Linked DNA regions of Homo sapiens: all the other regions are linked to region 1. Evidence: chromatin contacts called from ENCODE Hi-C or POLR2A ChIA-PET data. All regions are on one chromosome and are shown on one strand. The core of a region is the stretch at or near the end of the contact, and the rest is flanking DNA. Distances in the headings are between cores, read along the strand shown. Region 1 overlaps LOC105376360 (a long non-coding RNA gene). Region 2 has its middle 130 kb from the start of LINC00703. Region 3 holds the start of PFKP (phosphofructokinase, platelet).

Evidence for each region. Hi-C counts contacts between places; a loop is a spot of excess contacts on that map. ChIA-PET counts read pairs that join two places held with the same protein, here RNA polymerase II (POLR2A). Pooled maps may share reads with other maps.
Region 2: a loop to region 1 is called in a pooled map, with 3 times the contacts of the local background. The contact joins two enhancer-like sites. A Hi-C loop is called at or near these places in 2 of 37 single-sample maps with no recorded cell type and 3 of 50 pooled maps. POLR2A ChIA-PET finds 5 or more read pairs at or near these places in 1 of 52 experiments (PC-9).
Region 3: a pooled map shows a loop between it and region 1 (3-fold over the local background). The contact joins the promoter of PFKP here to the enhancer-like site in region 1. A Hi-C loop is called at or near these places in 1 of 50 pooled maps. POLR2A ChIA-PET finds 5 or more read pairs at or near these places in 2 of 52 experiments (activated CD8-positive, alpha-beta T cell and activated T-cell).

What each region holds. Positions count from the first base shown.
Region 1 is chr10:3,624,016-3,628,168 of GRCh38, reverse strand. The region is part of intron 1 of LOC105376360 (a long non-coding RNA gene); the gene reads right to left. Among named protein-coding and RNA genes, the nearest start is that of LINC02669, 120 kb to the right of the region's middle. Within about 2 kb of position 2,033, at least 2 of the 41 ENCODE cell types and tissues checked have a DNase peak (open chromatin) inside an H3K27ac peak, as active enhancers do.
Region 2 is chr10:4,512,477-4,516,629 of GRCh38, reverse strand. It overlaps the pseudogene RNU6-163P. Among named protein-coding and RNA genes, the nearest start is that of LINC00703, 130 kb to the right of the region's middle. RefSeq lists an enhancer at 2,010-2,059. Within about 2 kb of position 2,054, at least 21 of the 41 ENCODE cell types and tissues checked have a DNase peak (open chromatin) inside an H3K27ac peak, as active enhancers do.
Region 3 is chr10:3,066,298-3,070,450 of GRCh38, reverse strand. It overlaps PFKP (phosphofructokinase, platelet), which reads right to left and starts at 2,903. Exons shown (of 22, transcript NM_002627.5): 1 at 2,744-2,903. The coding sequence starts at 2,855. It overlaps LOC124902536 (wiskott-Aldrich syndrome protein family member 1-like), which reads right to left and starts at 3,881. Exons shown (of 1, transcript XM_047426132.1): 1 at 3,103-3,881. The coding sequence starts at 3,748. The coding sequence ends at 3,311. PFKP-DT (PFKP divergent transcript) reads left to right here and starts at 3,518. Exons shown (of 4, transcript NR_160681.1): 1 at 3,518-3,698. RefSeq lists silencers at 1,185-1,384, 1,471-1,651, 2,065-2,244, 2,665-3,064, 3,075-3,174 and an enhancer at 1,795-1,864.

The sequences.
Region 1 (4,153 bases), core at 784-3,283:
ATACAAAAATTACTCAAGTCATAAGCGTATAGCTTGACAAACTATCACCAAGTAAACACAATGGTATAGCTACCTTTATGATCAAGAAATAGAACCCACCCATGCAAGAGAAGTACTCCTTTCTTGGTATTCTGTCCACCTTGCTTCCAAAAGATGAGCTCTGTTCCAGGACTCTAATGCCCTAGTTAGTTTTTATCATCTCAAACTTTATGTAAATAGAATCACCCAATACATAGAGCTTTCTTTCTGGCTCTTTTACTGAATGCCATGCTTGAAAGCTACACTCATGTTGCTGTATGCATCTTGAGCGTGTTCCTTTTCATTGGTGTATGGAATTCTATTTGTCTACTCTTGATGGACATTTGAGTTGTTTCCATTTGGGAGCTATTATGAACGATGTTGCTATGGATATCTGTGTTTGTGTTTTTTGCTGCATATATGTGCACATTTGTGTGAAGGATAAGCCAAGGCATACAGTTACTGGGGCACAGGAAGTGAGTATGTTAAAACTTAGTAGATAACACTAAATACTTTTCCAGCATACTCGCCCCAGTTTACACTCTGAGAGGCAGAGCTCTAGCCAACACCTGGCATCATCAGCATTTTAAATTAAAGACATTTTGGTAAGGATGTGAAAGGACAATGTTATGATTTCAGTGTGTTTATTTTCCTGAGGATTCATTGTTTTGAGCATCTTTTCATAACTTCTTTTTTTCTTTTGCTGCTGTAGTTTCCGTTTTGTTTTATTCTACGCCTGGTTGTTTTGATATGGTGCTGAACATGGCGTATGTGGAAATATCCTGAGGCCTTGAATGTTACTGTACTCCTCCTAGGATGGCTTATTTTTGGTTTCTGACAAGCTGGGTGTTTGGGAGCACTTAGCAAAGGGAGATGATTTAGACAGGATTTGCAGCAATGGAGTGAGCTGGGCCTCAACCCTCCAAGGGCAGTGCTGCCTCCACTTGACCCTTGTTTTAGTTTCCCAAGGCTGCCATGACAAAGTTACCAAAACTGGTGGCTTAGAACAGCAGAAATATATTCTCTCTCATCGACAGGACTGGTTTCTCATGAAGGTGTGAGGAAGAATCTACTCCAGGCATTCTCCTAGCTTCCGGGGTTGTGCTGACGGTCTTTGATGTGTGGAAGCATCACAGCATCCCCGGCTTCATCTTCATATGGTGCTCTCCTCATGTGCTTGTCTGTGTCCAAATCTGCCCATTTTATAAAGACACCATCGTATTGGAGAAGGGCCCATTCTAATGATCTTAACTTGATCGTCTGCAAAGACGCTATCACCAAAGAAGGTCACATTCACAGGCCACAGGGATTAGGACTTAAACCACCTTTTGAGGATGCAATGAAACTCACAGCACTCCTTATTCCTACACCTTAGCCAAAGGAGTGTTGAATAAAGGCCTTATTCATTGGTGGGCCGGCACAGTCAAATTGTGTCCCTTGAATTCCACAGGTGTTCTGCAATCTCACTTGTCCTCTCTGCTTCTAAGCTGCCGTGCTTAGAATCAACAGGTGCCTCACAGGGAAAACAAGCCCCGTCTGTCAGGATGTCCTGAATGGTAGCCCCTCAGGTTCTCCCTGCTTTGCTGTAGGCAAATGTGTGACACTAAGTTACACTGAAACGTCAGAGAGACAATTAATAACTTTTGACACGTGTCCCATGCTATATTTGGAACATACATGAACTAAAAATTACCTATTGCTTATCTGAAACTGAAATTTTAACTGGTGTTCAGTTTTCTTAATTGTGAAATCTGAGGTTTCTACTTTGGGAGCCCTATAGTTTCAAACAGATTTTAATTGTGTGTGTGTATATATTGATACATTTAACACATAGTATGTCTCATTGTTTTGAGTTGGAAGGTGAGTCAGAAGCCAGCTAGATGGACATTGCTAGAAGAGGAATTCTCCTCTGTTTTGACAAAAGTTTTTTACTGGCTAGGGATTCCTAGAGGACTGGTCATACCTCTTTGCACTCTCGCCTTATACAAAAAGCACAGAATAAACACTGGCCAGATGGAAATGAACTAAGTGATGCCCTTTATACTAACGCGCATATCCATTTCACAATGCCATGGACCAATGTTCTCATCTCAGTTGTGACTTAACTCTCTCTCCCCAACGAGCGAGGGGCTGAATGATCACCTTAGTCTTCACCGGAAGAATTCTCCTGGGATGACTTCAAGGAGTGTAAGTCTATTTTATTTTCTAAATGTCCCAAGACTTGCAATTGTTGAGTATTGAATATTTTCTTAGTAAATGATCTTGTCGTGAACGGGCTAGCCTTCTTTTTTTGTTCTATCAAGAAGCAGGTCTATGCTGTCAGGCCCCCTTGCCATGATCCAATAGAGGCAGAAGTGTGGTTGCAAGCTAATAATCTATGCATGGTTCTACCCATTGTAGGATGATGGCTTGGGCAGCCCGGGCTATTTTATTGTTCTAAAGAAATAATAGGCTGAGGACACTTTACTGCCAAGAGAACAGAATGATCATCAGTAGCTTAACTGAGCTGAACATAAACGACCTTATTTAAATCTCTTAAAATCTGGAGAGGAAACAAATCTCTCCCTTGTTGAATGTTAAATGAAAACAAATTGTTAGATAACTTCTCTATGTTCATTTACCTTCCTTCTCCCATGCTGCCAAAATCAAAGAAAGAAAAAAAAAGTCTTATAATTTAAAAAAGGTCTCGATGAGTAAAATATTTAGCGTGATGGAAAACTCAAAGTAAGTTTTCTTAAAAATAAAATAAGACATTTTTGTTCTAAGAAGATTTGGAAGGTCCTGAAATACCCAGTAATTAAAATTACTCAGAGAGAATTACATAATCTAACAGATGCAATTTTTATATCTGTGCTTCATTAATCTAGTGTTCCTTGAGCACACACTACCACATTACCGTTTGCTGAGGACACATTTCAAGCTGTCAAAGATTAATTAGGTAAATCATCACTAGTATTTTAGGATAATAATTTGTTTTCTTTACACTCTTCTTAGGTAGCTAAATGATAATCTCCATTGGTCTTTTTCACAACACTCTGGGCTAAGTTTTTTTTTTATTTTTTAATGTAAGCCTAGTGCTCTGGAATAATTACCAGGACTTCTCAAGATGCCTGCTTTTCCTACAGCTGACTTGCAACAATTTATAGAAACTTACAAATAAGCTACATACCAGGGAAAGCTCTGTGCCCAACACACCAAAGCATCAAATAAGCTTAGTACCAGTGAGACTCTGAGCCCAATATACCAAAAAGTACCGAGTCTGGCTTCAAAAAGTGTAACATCTCAAATCAGTGCCTGGAGTATTGAAAGACATTGTTTTTTAATTTTGTGATTTTAAAAAACTTTTCCCCTGAATGCTAGGGAATTGATCTGAGAATCATCATCTCAATGCATTTCCTGAGGAATTCTTTGGGAGCAGGAATTTGTCAGACTTTAATGCAAATGGGCAGTGCCTGCAAGTTCTTGCCCCTTATTTATTATTCGCTTTAGTATAATGTCGATGTTCAGAGTGTGCTTTGGTAGGAATTTGGTGGCATTTCCTCCATGCCTCAGTGTGTTAGTCAAAGCCCCACGGCTTTTCAAACCACGTCAGATCCTCCACTTGCACGTCGTCTTGTGCAAAACCTGTTTCCCTCTTACTCAGTGGTTCAGCCTGTTCCCATTCTACAGCTCTTACAGCGAGTTCCAAAAACTAGTTTCTCAACGCAGATAGAATGGAAAAGAGCAGCAACAATAAAGATTTATCATTAAGGACTGTGATGGAAGTTTACTTCATCTCCACTTAAACAAACAAAATAGTAAACCAATTGATTTGGTAAATCAAGCCATTGATTCTTATCATCAAATAAATCTTTATTGTCTTAATTACCTAATATCACTTGTATCATTGTGAATTTGCAATTTTAGCTCTGCTGTATAGAACATGATACTGCTGCCAAAACGCTTTACACAGTAATTCAGTGAAAGAGCGTTCACAAAGCATGTTTTCAAAGTATTCTTTATGGATTCTTCTAAGAGTGAAATTCATGTTTATGGAATTATATGGTCTCTCATAAACTTTTCCCTCCTTCCTCTATTTATAGTGGACAAATTTTGCCAAGCCTGGGTCAAGAACTATGTCAAATATTCGAACGAT
Region 2 (4,153 bases), core at 805-3,304, 890 kb before region 1:
CAACTCCCCCCCTTACCTCACAGCCTCTTAGAACACTGCCCCAGTCATCCTATCTCACTTAAAAATTGAACCGATTTTTACAATTACAACTTAATGACTCACCTTTGAGTAAACATTCAAAATCAAACTAATTTTTCAATAACCACAGTAACTCTAGTTAGAATTAACTGGAATTATTATAGTTATTAAAGTTGTCAGAGATAATTAAAATTTCTGGTATAAATGTCTAATTTACTTCTCATATGCATGAGACTGCTTCAATAATTTAACCACTAGTAAAATTCTGATAGCCCCAAGGGCTAAGATTCATGTTGAAAAATAACTGAGGAGGTGAGCCACCAAAGAGAATTTGACAACCATTGGTTGGTGCAAAAGTAATTGCGGTTTTGCCACTAAAAAGTAATGGTTAAAAAAAAATACAGTTACTTTTTCACCAACCTATAGAACCAGGTTATTGAATGGATGCTGAGTGCTTCTTAAGCACCTGAATTCACTCACTCAACATGTACGTATGGAGCATCTGCTTGGTGCCAGGTCTGCTGCAGGCACTCGGAATTCATCTGCATTTGGATGGAAGACCTCTGCCCTCAAGCAGTTCATTTTTAGCAGGTCAGGAGAGGACCCAGGGGAACCCTGATAACAAGTTCTGAATATTTTAGGAAAATGACAGGGCACATTAGAAGGTGGCCAGCGATGTGTGAAAAAGACAACCCCGAGCCAAGAACACAGATGGGGGAGAAGCCGATGAGGTATGAAGGAGGATTTTGCAGGGTGTGCTCAGGATAGGTCTTACTGAGCTCCCGAGGTTTTATTAAATAGCTGTGTGATAAAGAGGCTGACTCCAGTTTCTGCTGCTTGAAAACATTTAAGCCTCACTGGCCAAATGTTTGTCCTGGGCCTCTCTTCAGCTTGTCCCACATCTGGACAAGCTGAGAAGAAAGCTCAAGTGCTCCCACTTGGACACTGGCAGGAGATTCAGATCACGCAAGCCCTCAATCTGGGCACCTTTACCCAACCCCAACCCCCTGCTCACCACAGTAAAACCCCCAGCTATGCACCTTTCCTTGCTCTTTCACACTGTTTGAGACCTGCTTAAGAGGTTTGCCCTGTTCTGCCATTATGTAAATACACCTTGTTATACTGTCTTGGTGTGTGTGTGTGTGTGTGTGTGGCATCATTGATCTCAACATTGAACCAAATTTGGGGGCCGCGAGTCCACCCTGTCTTTGCAGGGGTTCTTAACAAGGGACAGCTAGGGGGGCGAGGTACCTGGCACATTCCTGGAACAGTGCAAATTGGCATCCGCCTGAAGTAAGGGGAAAAATAACTAGAGAAAGAATCAGATTGTAAATGATGGGAATGGGAGATGTTAGATCACAGGAAGCTTTTTGGCTTTTTTAAGAACATAGACTTTACTTTGAATGAAATAACCATTGCAGGGCTTTGAGCGGAGGATGGGCATGGTTTACTTTTGTTTATTTAGTTTACAGTAGCTGAATTGAGATATAATTCACATGCCATAAAATGTATTATTTTCAATGCCTACAATTCAGCGGCTTTTAGTATATTCATAAAAATATGGAATGTCCCATGAATTTCCATGTCATGTTTACACAGGGGCCAGGTTCCTCTTCTCTGTATGTTCCAGTTTTAGCAGATGTGCTGCTGAAGTGAGCACCTGAGGCTGGCTTGCGTGGGGACCCTCTCGCTGCTGCGGAAGGAGCCAGGCTCTGGAGCAGGGGAGCTGGCGGGTGCGCGTGGGAATCCAGTGACAGAGGACGGTGTTTCCAGCTGCAATGGTGAGTAGCTGGGAAATGGTAACAATCCATGAGGTTCTGGATCTTCCAAAGGCAGAGACAACGGGATTTCCTGATGGGTTGGGTGTTGCAAGTGCTGTTTGTTCTGTTCAAAATTAGGACGTCCTAGACGGGAAACGGGAACTGAAAGGGCAGCCAGTTACCGCCCACGGACGCAGAAAAAGGAAGAGCTGTTTTCTGCTTTTAGTGGCAGGAGAAACCTGATGTGGTGCAGATTTTGTGAAACGAAGGAAGGTCTCCAACTTCCAGGCCCGAAGTCCCTAGACTCACGTAGAGCCGAGGGGTGGAGCCACTGTTTCCCTGAGAGAGAGTACCACTAGCCCAAGAACCAGATAGAGACTATGTCCACAGCAAGCCACTCAGGACAAAGGGAATAAAGAGACAGACGTCCAAAAACCAGTACATAGTGATGACCAAATAAATGTGTGGCTACACACTGTTTTAGGAATTTATACTGTGTTACTGCACTGCTGTTCTATTTTGCTTTTCTCTCCCTATCTGTTGCTCTCTATTTTTCTGTCTCTCTATTCCTCTCTCTCCATTTCTCCCTTTCTATTCCCTCTTGCTATCTCTCTCTGTATGTATCTGTCTCTCTCCATTTCTCTGTCTCTTTATATATCTCTCTATATTTCTTCCTATCTATTCTCTCCCCTCCAGCTTTCTCTCTTTCCCTCTGTGTGTGTGTGTATCTGCTTGTCTGTCTCTGTTTCTTTCTCTTTCTATACATATATTTCTTTCGCTCTCTTAATTGTTAAAGCACTTCTTTGAAGGCTGTCTAACATTATCTTGGCTCAGTAAAAGAGACAGGAGAGTTTCCACACCACAGTAGGTATTGGTGGGAGGATCAGAGCTCCTGGATTCTCTGTCCGGCCATGGCAGCGCCAGGTTTGCGGGGTGCCATATACCCCCAGGAGTTACTGAAATGGCAATGAAGTTGGAAAGTGAAAAACCAACAAGGAAAATTTGAAGACAACCAAAGTGGACAACCCCCACAACCAAGGTGGACAACCCCCCCACAACCAAGGTGGACAACCCCCTCCAACCAAGGTGGACAACCCTCCCCAACCAAGGTGGACAACCCCCCCCCAACATTTTTTTTAGGGCTTTTGATTACCAGAGGCCTTATTTTATATGGCAATTAAGAAGACTTGAAAAGTACCTCATCAAGGTCAGGCGCGGTGGCTCACGCCTGTAATCCCAGCACTTTGGGAGGCCGAGGCGGGTGGATCACGAGGTCAAGAGACCGAGACCATCCTGGCTAACACGGTGAAACTCCGTCTCTATTAAAAAATACAAAAAATTAGCCAGGCGTGGTGGCGGGTGCCTGTAGTCCCAGCTACTCGGGAGGCCGAGGCAGGAGAATGGCGTGAACCCGGGAGGCGGAGCTTGCAGTGAGCCGAGATTGCACCACTGCACTCCAGCCTGGGAGACAGAGTGAGACTCCATCTCAAAAAAAAAAAAAAAATAGAAAAGTACCTCATCAAACAAGCATGCATAAATGAAAGCATTGGGGAGCCAATTGGGTACAGTTAATTTTTATTTACACTCTCTCTCCACTCTGGCTTTATTTATCGCCAAGTAGCTGGAGGGGTAGAATCCACCAGAGGGTAAATCACTAGTTCTGTGTGAACGGGAATATCTTTCTAGTACATTGTTCAAAAATAGATCACAAGTGAGATTGACACAATTCAGAGCAGCTTGTTCTCCTCCTTAAATGTCATGGTAATGCACTCCTGTCTCGACAAAGTCCAGGTTGCACAGCCGTGCACAAAGGCTGGGGTTCTCAAGTTCCTCTGGCGCCCACTTGAGGAAATGCTGTGTTCAAATCCAGAAGGAAAATGCCAAGGTTGAAGTTAAGATGAAAAAAACACCAATTAGAAAAACAATCTGCTAAGCCTGCTATATCCAGTTCAACAACCATCCTTTATTATTTGGGGACATTAAAACTAAAAGGGCCATTGGTGCTGTTATGAAAGATTAGATTGATTTTTAAATCCTCCACACACTCAAGACTTCGTTGCTTCTTGCCAAAACACAGTCATCCTGCACTGAAACAGAACTGATCTTTGAAGGTTGATGAAATACACAGGGCTGGCTGCATTCCATTGGAGAAGATGCCTTATAAGGTGAACAGAACCCAGGGTTTGTCAAAGATGTTATGGTATACCAGGGCTGCTGATATAAGAATATATAGAGTAAGAATTGAGACATAAATTATGGATTTTAAAACTTCTTGAATTTTTTTAAGATCTATAGATCATGCATAAAACTATACTTAAAAGTAAGAGAGAATGACAGCTATTGTCATTCCAAATCTTCTCAAAGTAAAGATTCTA
Region 3 (4,153 bases), core at 1,654-4,153, 560 kb after region 1:
GTGAATATGTTCTCTCATCTCTAGCTACAAGCAATAGTCTTCTATGTCAGGGAAAATCAAGTACTAACATAGAATCAGAATAAAATGGTAAAAGAATGGGGACACTGAGATATTCTCGAGGAATAACCTACTTACTGTAAGGGTTTGTAAATCTGTGGCAGCTAAGACCAGGCCCTCTGAGTACATCTGGAGGTGAACTTCCTTAAAAGAAATGCGTCCAAATGCTCCAACAGGTTCAAGATCGTATCACCGAAGGGTAAAGCTCTTTACAGAGTCTACAAAAAAATTGTGACTTCAGCTCTGCCAGGGAAAGAGTGCCCAGGCGACCCGCCATGGCGGGCTTCCCCAGGGACAGCCCAGGTGTGACCCATGTGGGCTCGAGGCCACCATATTTGATGCCACCTGCAGAGCTGAGGGCAGCTGTCTCCTATTAACCCGAGGTTGCAGCAACCAAGCCGCGTTCCCCACATAATATTGGTTTCCAAAGTATCATTTTCCCCAGAAAAGAAGAGGCGTGGACTTACTAACCTTCAATATGTCTAACTCCTCCCAGGTGGCAAAACCAGGGTAACAGAGAACACCGCGATTCTGCCAATGTATCCTAATCTCACATGCCTGTACACAAACTCCCGCGCATTTTAGCAAGCTTTTGGACATGGAGCTCAAAGGAATGACCCATAAATATTTTCCAATACATGCAGTATCTTAATTTTTTTTCTTTCTTTTTTTTTGTAGACACAGAGTCTCACTATGTTGCCCAGGATGCTCTGGAACTCCTCGGCTCAAGCGAGCCTCCTGCCTCGGCCTCCCAAAGCACTGGGATGACAAGCATGAGCCACCGTACAAGGCCCACAGCACCTAAATTCCAAAATAACCTTGAAACCCTGACTTTCCACCCGCCCTGGTGGCTTCCAGAGATCAGTTCCTCTTCCTGTGCCAAAGGTTTCTTGTCTTTCGCGGCCCAGGTAAGGTCACTCAAGGTGCTCCCTCTGCTTCTGAAGGCCTTTGACTGAGAAGCCACTCTGGGTCCTATCCCGACCCCAAGGCGGCTCCATTCGTACCCGCACATCTCCGGGCCGGTTTAAGTCACGCGGGCCAGGCTATTTCCACTTCACTCTCCTGTTTCTTCAATCCCATCCTCTGCTGCATCACGTTTTCTTTCTCTGAGAACCCAGCCCTGCAGGAAGAACGTTGATGCTGGGGTCCTTTTACTGGAATGCTAACGCCAGAGCACTTCCCGGGGGCGCTGCAGGGCGGGCTGCGGGGCGGGGCCTGGCGCTGCCACCCGGGTCTCCCGCGGGGGGCGCTGGGCCTGGGGAGGCTGCGCTGCGGGCCTGGGGAGCGCGCGGCGCACGGGTGTCGGGGCCGGGGCTCGTGGAGACGACGGGCCGGGCATCACGTAGGCGCTCGTGGCGGGCGGGGCGGCGCCCACAGCGCCTCAACCTGCGGCACCCGCGCCCGCCCCGCGCGCTCAAGGGCGAAGGGAAGGTCACCCGCGCAGTGGGCAGGGGGTGCATCCCCGCTCCAACCCTGTGCAGTGCGCGGCCCCGAAACGGGAGGAAATCCGCCATCCGGGCCTTTCCACGCATCTGCGGCAGGAGGAACCGGGAAAACAAAAATCAAAACCCAGCTCGGGGCGCGCCGCGTCTCCAGCCTGCGCGATCGCTAAGGCTCCCAGGTTGCGTTCGCCTGGGAAGCGCCGATCTACCCGCCAGGGATTGCACGGATCGGGACACTCCATCATCCGGGCACCGGCGCCCCCACGTGCACCCGGGGCCTGGGGCGCGCCGAGTCTCCGCCACCTTCCGCTCTTCAATGTTAAATATCCTCCCGGCGCGCCCGCGTCCGTGGGCCCAGCCTCGGGCCCCTCCTAGAGAGCAGCTTCCACATTGCAGGGCAGGGAAGCCCGGAGCCCGCGCCGCGGCGCCGCTGACATCCCGGAGTCCCCGCTTCCTGATCCTTCCCGTCTGCGGAGGCTGGCGGGGAGGGCCTGGGACCCATTTTGGTTTTCGTTTTTGTCACGAGCCGGAAGGCGACAGCACATGCGAGCGCAGGAAACCCTTTTTAAAAATCTCCCAGCGGAAACGCGAGGGGCTGCCGGACCGCCCTGGAGACGCCAGGCGGGAACCCCGCGCACCCCCGCCGCGTCCCGCATTGCAGCAGCCAGGACCCCGCCCACGCCGCGCAGGGCACGAGGCGACAGGAGGCGCGCGGGGACCCAGCCGTTTCTTCCTCGACATTCTAGGGGGTGGCGTGCGGCGGAGTTGGGGGGCGGGGGGGCACTTAGGAAGTGATCGCGCTGTACCCACGCTTCGGAGGGGACGCCCGGCCCCGTCCTACAGCTCAGAGGCAGAACGACCCCCGAGGGCGCTTCAGGCGACTCCCTCTGCCAGGTTCCATTTAAAACAAAACCGAAGGTGGAAAACTCACTGATCTTCCGGATGGAGGTTCCTACCGCCATGTCCCTTCCTCCCCCGCCCCACCGGGCAAGGACCCCGGGGCTGCCTCGCCGGCTCATGCCGCCCCGCAGGTACCCCTGCCGCTTCCGGGCGCGGGCTTCTTCCCGGTTCTCCCCATCGCTTCCCCGCTCTTCTCCCCGGTTCTCCCCATCGCTTCGCCACCTTTCCCCGGGTCCCCCCCATCGCTTCCCCCCTCTTCTCTCCGGTCACCCCATCGCCTTCGCCCGGTTCTCCCCAGCTCCGTCCGTCCGTCCCTCCCTCGCCGCCGGGAGGGGGGCGCGCACCTTGAGCATCCCCGCCGCTGGTCAGCACGCCGATGGCCTTGCCGGCCCCGGAGAGGTGCTCCAGGAACTTCCGCAAGGAGCCCTTGGGGGCCCGGGAGTCGTCCGCGTCCATGGCGAGGAGGCCGAGGGGAGCCGCACGTCCGGGTGCGCAGCAGGCAATGGGGACCCTGCCCGCGCGCGCCTGACTCGGAACCGCCGCCCCGCCCGCGCCCCCGCCCGGCCCCAGCGCCAATGGGCGGTGACGGGCGGGGCCCGAGCGTATGGGAGGGGCTGCGGGGGAGGGGGCGCGGGCGCGGCTAGGGGCAGGGGCCGGGGCTGGGGCGGGTGTGGGCAGGAGCATCTACGCGGGGGTCGTCGTAGGTGGGGGCCGCGCTAGCGGTGCGGGAGGCGGCAGAGGCAGGGGTAGCGCCACAGGTGGGCGGGTCCCTGCTAGTGGGGCCGCATCGCAGGTGCGCGAGCCTCGCGGGTGGGCTGGAGGACTCTGGTTGGGGGCTCTAGAGATGACGGGAGCGCCACAGGTGGGGCAGGGGCAGCGTCCGGAGGAGGGGAGACCGCAGGGGGCCGGGGTCACATCGTTTGCGGGGCGCGCCAGGGCGGGGCGGGATAGAACGCCGGGAGCATCTCCCGGGGGGGCGAGGGAGACCGTGAGTGGGCGCGAGCGCCGGGGCGGGTGGAAACCCCGCAGTTGCGGGGAGCGCCGATGGCGGGGAGGGGTGGAATGGGGGCGCGGAGACCCCACCTGGACGCGGAGGCTCGCGGCAGGCCCGGCCGCTCGGGCCGTTGTGGGGGCCGAGCCCGGCCGCGCGCACAGCTTCTAGTGGCCCGCAAGATTCCTCCTGGGGCGGCGCTGGGAGCCTCGGGGCTCGGCTTCCTCGACCCCCGCCCCCAGGTTTCCTCTGCAGCCTGAGGTCGGGAAGGACGGACGGAGAGTGGATCCTCCAGGTGGTGGGAAAAGGTGAGCGTGGCGGGCTGGGCCATGACGAAGCTGCCATTTCCCGGGCCCATGGGGGCTGTGGTGCTCCTGGGCCCCCAGCCCCGCCCTTGGGGGGAAGAAGCCGTGGGGTGGAGGAAGGTATCGGGGCGCGACCCTCAGAGACGCCCTGGCGGCGCCCCGGCCTGGGCGCTGGAAAGTCAGAGTGGGGCAGGAGGAGGCGCAACAGGACTGGCCTGGCGGGGAGGCGGGGAGGCGGGAGGACCCTCCCTCCCCACGGACACGCGCGCTGCTGTACGCTCTGCCTGACCTCGGCCGGCTCCACTGGCCAGCTCCACGTACTGAAATACTCACATCCAATGCACTGTGCGGTTGCCCATCCACAGCTTAACAGCCTGGTGCCAGTTACCCTGCGATGGGAGAGGGGGCAGCCCCCATAGAAGCACGGGCTTATGGGACCCGGGTTCCTTCAGTGCTCA